Linked DNA regions of Homo sapiens: regions 1 and 2 are each linked to region 3. A link is an interaction called in ENCODE POLR2A ChIA-PET data of the cell type or tissue named here. Cell type or tissue: PC-9. All regions are shown on one strand.

The links. Peaks named below come from ENCODE experiments on the same cell type or tissue, not always from the same donor. Only the 100,000 strongest peaks of a DNase experiment are listed, where the experiment ranks them.
Region 1: POLR2A ChIA-PET joins it to region 3 with 15 read pairs; 11 of 35 experiments call an interaction of 5 or more read pairs at or near these places.
Region 2: POLR2A ChIA-PET joins it to region 3 with 31 read pairs; 14 of 35 experiments call an interaction of 5 or more read pairs at or near these places.

The regions. Positions count from the first base shown.
Region 1 is chrX:119,564,157-119,566,656 of GRCh38, forward strand. It overlaps STEEP1 (STING1 ER exit protein 1), which reads right to left and starts at 1,253. Exons shown (of 7, transcript NM_022101.4): 1 at 1,076-1,253. The coding sequence starts at 1,199. In PC-9, no CTCF peak of the experiment used is centred here; a DNase peak (open chromatin) is centred at 1,295; H3K4me3 peaks cover 1,455 bases; H3K27ac peaks cover 705 bases.
Region 2 is chrX:119,886,892-119,889,391 of GRCh38, forward strand. No RefSeq gene overlaps it. Among named protein-coding and RNA genes, the nearest start is that of AKAP14, 7.8 kb to the right of the region's middle. In PC-9, CTCF peaks have their summits at 892 (motif pointing left) and 1,096; a DNase peak (open chromatin) is centred at 940; H3K4me3 peaks cover 846 bases.
Region 3 is chrX:119,756,540-119,759,039 of GRCh38, forward strand. SOWAHD (sosondowah ankyrin repeat domain family member D) reads left to right here and starts at 2,049. Exons shown (of 1, transcript NM_001105576.3): 1 at 2,049-2,500. The coding sequence starts at 2,129. RefSeq lists silencers at 1,799-1,948, 2,059-2,358. In PC-9, no CTCF peak of the experiment used is centred here; DNase peaks (open chromatin) are centred at 1,532 and 2,252; H3K4me3 peaks cover 1,435 bases.

The DNA.
Region 1 (2,500 bases), 190 kb before region 3:
CTTGGAATGCCTAAAAGTCTGAGAGAGAAAAGGGAGCCAGACAAGGGGAAAAATCTAAGGCTGGGCGCGGTGGCTCACGCCTGTAATCCCAGCACCTTGGGAGGCCGAGGCGGGTGGATCACGAGGTCAGGAGTTCGAGACCAGCCTGGCCAACGTAGTGAAACCCCCGTCTCTACTAAAAACACAAAAATTAGCCGGGCATGGTGGCGGGCGCCTGTAATCCCAGCTACTCGGGAGGCTGAGGCAGGAGAATCACTTGAATCCGGGAGGCAGAGCTTGCAGTGAGCCGAGATTGCACCACTGCACTCCAGCCTGGGCAGCAGAGTGAGACTCCATCTGAAAAAAAAGGGGGGGGGGAAATACGAGGTAGGAGGAAAATCAAGTGAGTATGGAGTCTTGGAAGCAAATAAAAAACATGTTGCAAAAGGAATGAAATGATTACCTCTGTCAAATGCCACTGACAGAATTAAAATGAACATTGATAACTGACCACTAGAACTGTTAACATGGAGCCAAATACGGTTAAGATGATGAGGTGGGAAGGAAAGCCTACCTGAAGTGAGGTCAGGAGAGAATTAGAAGTCAGGATGCAGAGACAGCCAATATAGGCAACTCTTTTGAGAAGCTTTGCTATAAAAGAAGCAACGAAATGGGGTTATAGCTGGAGGGGAATACAGGATCGAGGGAGGGTTTTATTTTCGTTTGCTGTGAGGTAAGAGCAACTGCAGCATCTTGGTATCCAGCAGAAAAGTTATAAAGCTTCTAGAGGCAGTAGTTTTTGAAGACAGTGGATTAAGAGGGAAATACAATATGTTTGTGTTTCTATTTTTGTTCTCCTGAAGGAGTTTAGTTTTGAGGAAGGTCTGGATACAGAGTCACAAGGCTAAACAAAAAGCAGGAAAAAAAAAAATGCCCTGGAGTGGGGCGGGGATGCGTAGGGAGGATTTAGTCGGAGAGAGAAAACCCACCAATCTTCGTTGAGAAGTGGCTCCCAGATCACAGCCAGAGGAAATTCGCCTTCAAGAACCCGAAGTCTGGCTCCTTGCAGACGCCCCCGCAGTTCCCGGCTACTCACCCAGCACTAGGACCATCTGGCCGCACAAACAGTAGTAAACATGGAGGGGCTTCTCGCCGTCGTCATATTCCTCCCGGTCCCGAGTGTCAGAGCAGACTACTGACCGAGACACTACTTTCGGCATGATTCCCAAGAGCAATCTGAAAACTCTACGCCAAGAAGAGGGTCGCCCCGAAATGACGTCACGAGTGCGCCTTGCACCTTTTCCTTGTGGCTACGCTGGTCACGTGTTAGCAGAAGTCTTATAAACTTCCGGGCTGTCCTATCAGGCTAAGATATACGGGGGTGCGCCTGGAGCCTCCCAGAACCTACTTTGTCTTGGCCAAGTTAGCTGGGACTCCTGTGATCTGGGAGTCACTTCTCAATGAAGATTGGTGGGCTTTCTCACAACACCCTTAATATTATATAAATTCTTTACATTTCTATAACGCATGCATTTATATGTATATATACACATATGTATATATAAGACCAGCTAAATAAAGGACTATGCATTATATAGTTTATATTATATATATATATATATATATATGATACTGATTTGGGTGTGTTTCTAAATATGATTGTGATTTTAATGACTATTCCAGATGAGTACATAATTTTTTAGGTATCTTATTTTTTAGTTGATATAATTCACGTAACATAAAATTCACCCTTTTAAAATGTGTAATTGGGTGTTTTTTAGTGTATTCACAAAGTTGTGTAACCATCACCACTAATTCCAGAACATTTCCATCATCTCAAAAAGAAATCTTATACCCATTAGTAGTCACCACGACCCGCACATCCCCCACCTTCCCAGCCCACGGCAACCACTAATCTACTTTTTATCTCTATGGATTTGCCTATTCTGGACATTTCATATAAATGGAATCCTACAATATGTGGCCATTTGTCTGGCTTCTTTCATTTACCATAATGTTTTCAAGGTTCATCCATGTTACAGTACTTCTTTCCTTTTTATGGTTGAATAATATTTCATCATATGGATATATCACATTTTGTTCATTCATCAATTGGCAGACAACGGGGATGTTTTCACTTTTTGGTTATTATATAGATAATGCTGCTATGAACATTCATGTACAAGAATACTTCCACCGCAAATTTGTGTGGGAATATAAATCTGGATTTTTAACTTTTGACAGCACGAGAAGTGATTAAAGCACCTTGACACTGTTTGTGATTCAAACAATGTGGGATGTCATTGAATGACTTTACTGCAGTACAGGTTTCAGGTATAAACACTGTTTTGCCTTGTAATTTTAGGTTAAATTCATTAAGGAACATTACTAAGTCTATGGCAAAAGCCATTTTTTAAAACTATTCATGTTCAATAATAGTGGTCAAGGGTGGGGTTCTTCTCATTTAGAAAATTTTCTAAAATTTTGAATTCAAATTCAAATTCAAATTTTCTAAAATCTT
Region 2 (2,500 bases), 130 kb after region 3:
AGGGAATGAAAATGAGGCATAGGTGGAAAAGAGTATAATTCAAGGCCCAGGGTGTGGAGTCCCAAGAGAGAGCTCTGTCCTCTCTTCCTTGTGCTGTGATGTAGACTACCCCTATCTAGGGCATCTCCCTGGATTTTCTTCAGTTCAGGAAGAACCTAGGCCAGGCGCGGTGGCTCACGCCTGTAATCCCAGCACTTTGGGAAGCTAAGGTGGGCAGAACACTTGAGGACAGGAGTTCGAGACCAGCCTGACCAACATGGTGAAACCCTGTGTCTACTAAAAATACAAAAATTAGCAGGGTGTGGTGGTGCATGCCTGTAATCCCAGCTACTCAGGAGGCTGAAGCAGGAGAATCGCTTGAATCCGGGAGGGGGAGGTTGCAGTGAGCCAGGATCGTGCCATTGCACTCCAGCCTAGGCGACAAGAGCAAGACTCTGTCTCAAAAGAAAAAAAAAAAAAAAAAAGCAGCAGCAGCAGCTAAGAGAGTGTAGGCCAGGCGCGATGGCTCATGCCTGTAATCCCAGCAGTTTGGGAGGCTGGGGCGGGCGGATCACTTGTGGTCAGGAGTTCGAGACCAATCTGGCCAACATGGTGAAATCCCGTCTCTACTGAAAATACAAAAATTAGCTGGGTGCGGTTGCACACACCTGTAATCCCAGCTACTTGGGAGGCTGAGACAAGAGAATCGCTTGAACCCGGGAGGCAGAGGTTGCAGTGAGCCGAGATCGCACCACTGCACTCCAGCCTGGGCGACACAGTGAGACTCCGACTAAAAAAAAAAAAAAAGTGTGTGGATCTGCAAGACTCTCCAAAGCAGTTCTCTCTAGTGAGCACAACATCCTTGATACAAATTTCCCCCTCCCCTCCACTCCCCACATTCAGGACAAGGGAGGCGCTGGCCCTCTCGCCCCCTGGCGGTCTGTCTAGCTCCCGGCAGCCTCGGAAAGCCCAGGACAGTAGGGCAGTGTACTTGCGACCGACCCCGCCCATCGGCTCCTGGGGAGCTGACAGGACGCACTCCACTTGGCCAGGCCTGTATCAGGCTCTGGCTCTGTCGCCCAGGCTGTAATGCAGTGGTGCGATCATGGCTACTGCAGCCTCGACCTCCCGGGCTCAAGTGATCTTCCATCTCAGCCTCCCAAGTAGCTGAGACCACAGGAGCGCGCCGCCACGCCCGGCTAATTTTTGTTACTGGGGCGGCGCGTATTGGTGCAGTCTCCACGTTCTTTCAGAAGAACGCGGGCGCATCGCTGGACCACGCGCCAGTGGGCAGCCGGCGCAGCCTCCCTGCCCCCCATAGTCCCGATGCTTCCAGAGGCCCATGGCGGGGGTGCGGCGCGGGGGTGGGGAGTCGGGTGGGAGTTATGGCTTCCCAAGCAGCCAAGTCTATTTTCTTCCCGAAGAGGGAGGGGCTGAGCTTGGCAAGGCTCTAGCCAGCTCCTCCCGCTCTGCCCCACCTGCTCCTCCCAGCTCTCCCCTCCATCTCTGCTTCCAAGCCATTTTTCTCCACTCATACCTGCACTAGCATCCGAGCAGGGAGTAGTTTGGAAGAACTTGTCCTCGGCGCTGCATGAGGATTCAAAAGGCCTCTCAACCTAGAGAGCCCTGGAAGCCAAAATTTGTGCGTTTCAGTAAGGGGCTTGGCTGGGGGTAAGAAGTAAAGTTCTGGCCACAGAATTTAAGCTTCTGCTTCAAAGAAGGAGCCTTTCTAATCTGCTGGGAAATCTCTCCAGGTTCCCTCCACGAAAGTATTTTGCCTGCATTTGTCTCCTCTGGGCAGGCAATAAGGAATCCTACTCCCAGCCCGTTGGGGTGGCTTACGCCTGTAATCCTAGCACTTTGGGAGGCTGAGGCAGGAGGATCGCTTGAGGTCAGGAGTTTGAGACCAGCCTGGGTAACATAGTGAGACCTAGTCTCTACAAAAAATTAGCTGACCTTAGTGGTGTGTGCTTGTGGTCTCTGCTACTTGGGAGGCTGAGGCGGGAGGATCAGTTGAGTCCAGGAGGTGGAAGCTGCAGTGAACCGTAATCGCACCACTGCACTCCAGCCTGGGTGACAGAGTGAGACCCTATCTCTCCCCTCCCCCCACCAAAAGAAAAATGTAAACAAAACAAAGGGGAAAAAAACAAATCCTGGCCCTGCGTGGTAGCTCGCACCTGTAATCCCGGCACTTTGGAAGGCTGAGGCTGGCGGATCCCTTGAACTCAGGAGTTCAAGACCAGCCTGGGAAACATAGCAAAAACCCGTCCCCACAAAAAAATACAATAATTAGCTGGGCATGGTGGCGGGCGCCTATAATCCCAGCCACTCAAGAGGCTGAGGCAATAAGATTGAAATTCCATCTCAAAATAAAATTAAAATAAGGCCGGGCGTGGTGGCTCACACCTGTAATCCCAGCACTTTGGAAGGCCGAGGCGGGAGGATCACCTGAGGTCACGAGTTCGAGACCAGCCTGGCCAACATGGTGAAACCCCGTCTCTACTAAAAATACAAAAAATTA
Region 3 (2,500 bases):
GACCAAATCTATGAGTTGCTTTTGATGTCCTGCAGATTGGAGTCTGGAGCAGGGATGTGGGAGCAGGCATTGAGGTGCTGATTGTGGATACATGTCCCCCGCCCCCAACATACACACACACAATCACATTTTCCCAGCCTGCCAAACCAGAACAAGGTAACAAATATTTCTTGGATAACTACTAGGTGCACAAGGATAGTATGACATAGCTGTCCAAGAGTTTATAGTTTAATTGGCATATGAGAGCAAGGGGAGAGAGATGTAACACAAGGCAGTCTTGGGGCCAAAGAAGTAGCAGAAACACAGGGCTGGGGAAAGAGAGGGATCACTTTGGGCTGGGATAATCAGAGGAGGCTTGCTAGAGGTGGAAACTAAGCGCAACCTTGAAAGAAAAGAACTTCACTACATAGAAGCTCTTCCAGGCAGAGGAGTGTAAGTTATAGATACGCTCACGTTACAAGTCTATCCTTTTGGCTGGAATTTGGGGCTTGTATGTGATTTGCAGTTGATAAGCCAGGCTTGAATGCCAGTTCCTGTGTACCAGAACAAAGGCTATGGTGTCGCACAGACCTGCTCTGCCACTTCCTGCTGGGTGACCTTGAGCAAGTAGCCTAACCTCTCTGCAAACTGGGGACAGTAATGATTCCCAGCACTTGAGGTCACTGGGAGGATTAAAAGAGTTAACATATATAACGCAACAAGCACAGTGCCTGGCACATAGTAAATGTTCAAAACCAAATTACAAATGCATAAACTGTTCTGAAGGAAAGCTCTAGATATTTAGGACTTGTTCCAAATACGTGAGGGCCAAGGAAGAAAAGCTTCCGATACCTTCTATCACTGCTGCCACAGGTGGCCCCGAGGGAGTGGGCTGATTTGGCCTGAGCCTCCATCCCCCTTGGCCTAGACTGCTGGAACAGTCTTCCGACTTCCTGCCTCTGCACCTCCCAAATCACCTTTTTAACACAACCTCCATCATGGCTGTGTCTCTCCCCGGCTCAACAATCTTCTATGGCTCCCCGTTGCTCACTGACTGAGCTCCTTAAGATGCTGGGGGTGTGGAGGCAAGAACCACTATTTACTAAGGGAAGGGAAGAGCAAAGAGTACGCTGGTATTAGGAGTGAAAAAGAAAAAATATCCTTTTTTAAAAAGCCCCTAAGCTTTGAATTTGTAGAAAGCGGGGCCCTGGGGAGAGAGCAGGGATGCATCTCTAAAGAGAACAGGGCGCTCCTGCGGCGCCGGCTCAGATTCACCTGTAGCTGCTTCTCCAAGCCAACCTGGGAAAATTGACGGGAGGGAAGAGGGTGGAGAGCAGGACAGAGAGGGCGGTGCAGAAGGGGAATATCCCTCCTGAGTTCCCTGGAAGAGCGTCAGCCTGGACCCTGGTCTTGGGCTTCTCTGCTGGAATCCTGGGCAGCCCCGGGTGCTGCGGCGAGGGTCAAGGCCACACAAAGGGCAAGGCAGGCAGACGAGCCAGTCACATGGGGCAGTCGAGCTGCCTGCGTGAATGCTAGGCGCGGGACAATGGCAACTCCGGGACAAAGTGCAGGGAGACTCCTGAAGAGATAAGAGGGAAGGGCGAAGGAAGGGGGCGGGGAGCCAGAGCCTCGGAGCTCCAGGACCGCGCTTTGGGAGACCGTGGCTGGAAGCCGAGCTCGGCCCGCTGCGGAAGGGGCGCCCTCGCGCCTCTACACTCTAGCCCCGGCTGGGATGCTGAGAACCGCGGCTTCCAGGGCCGCAGGCGAGCTCCCAGCCAGTCCCCGCGCCCGCCCTTCGGTGCTGGAGGCGGGGCTGCCGAGCTCACCTGGCCGTTTGGGGTGGGACCGCCCGCGACCCGGGGGAGCTGCAGAGGCGGCGGTACCCAGGGAAGTGGAGCTGGGCTTGCCCTGGGGACTTGGCTGGAGCTCACACCCCTCCACGCCCCCCAAGGCCTGCGCGGGGGCCCTCCCCTAGCTCCCTCCCTCCTCCTCCTCCTCCTCCTCCTCCTCTCCTTTGCTCCCTCCCTCCGAACCCAATTGCTCAAGCAGCTTCCTTCCCCAACGCCAGCGCCAGTTCCTCTCCCGTTGGGGCCCGGGAAGGGCAGCTAACGCTGGACACTGGGACGGCCGCGGCGGCAGCTTCAAGACCATGGCCCAGCTCGGAGGGGCCGCGAACCGGGCACCCACGGCCTCTCTCGCGCCGACCTCGCAGAGCCTGCGGTGCGCCCCGCAGCCCCGCCCCTCGAGAGCGGACACTGGTAGCCTGGGCAGGTACTGGGGCAAAGCCGCAGCCGCCGCCTCCCGGGAGCACCCCTTCCCAGGCACGCTGATGCACTCTGCAGCGGGCTCAGGGCGCCGGCGGGGAGCGCTGCGGGAACTGCTGGGGCTGCAGCGGGCGGCTCCTGCGGGGTGGCTGTCGGAGGAGCGCGCCGAGGAGCTGGGCGGGCCGAGTGGGCCGGGCAGCAGCAGGCTGTGCCTGGAACCGCGGGAGCACGCGTGGATTCTGGCAGCCGCCGAGGGC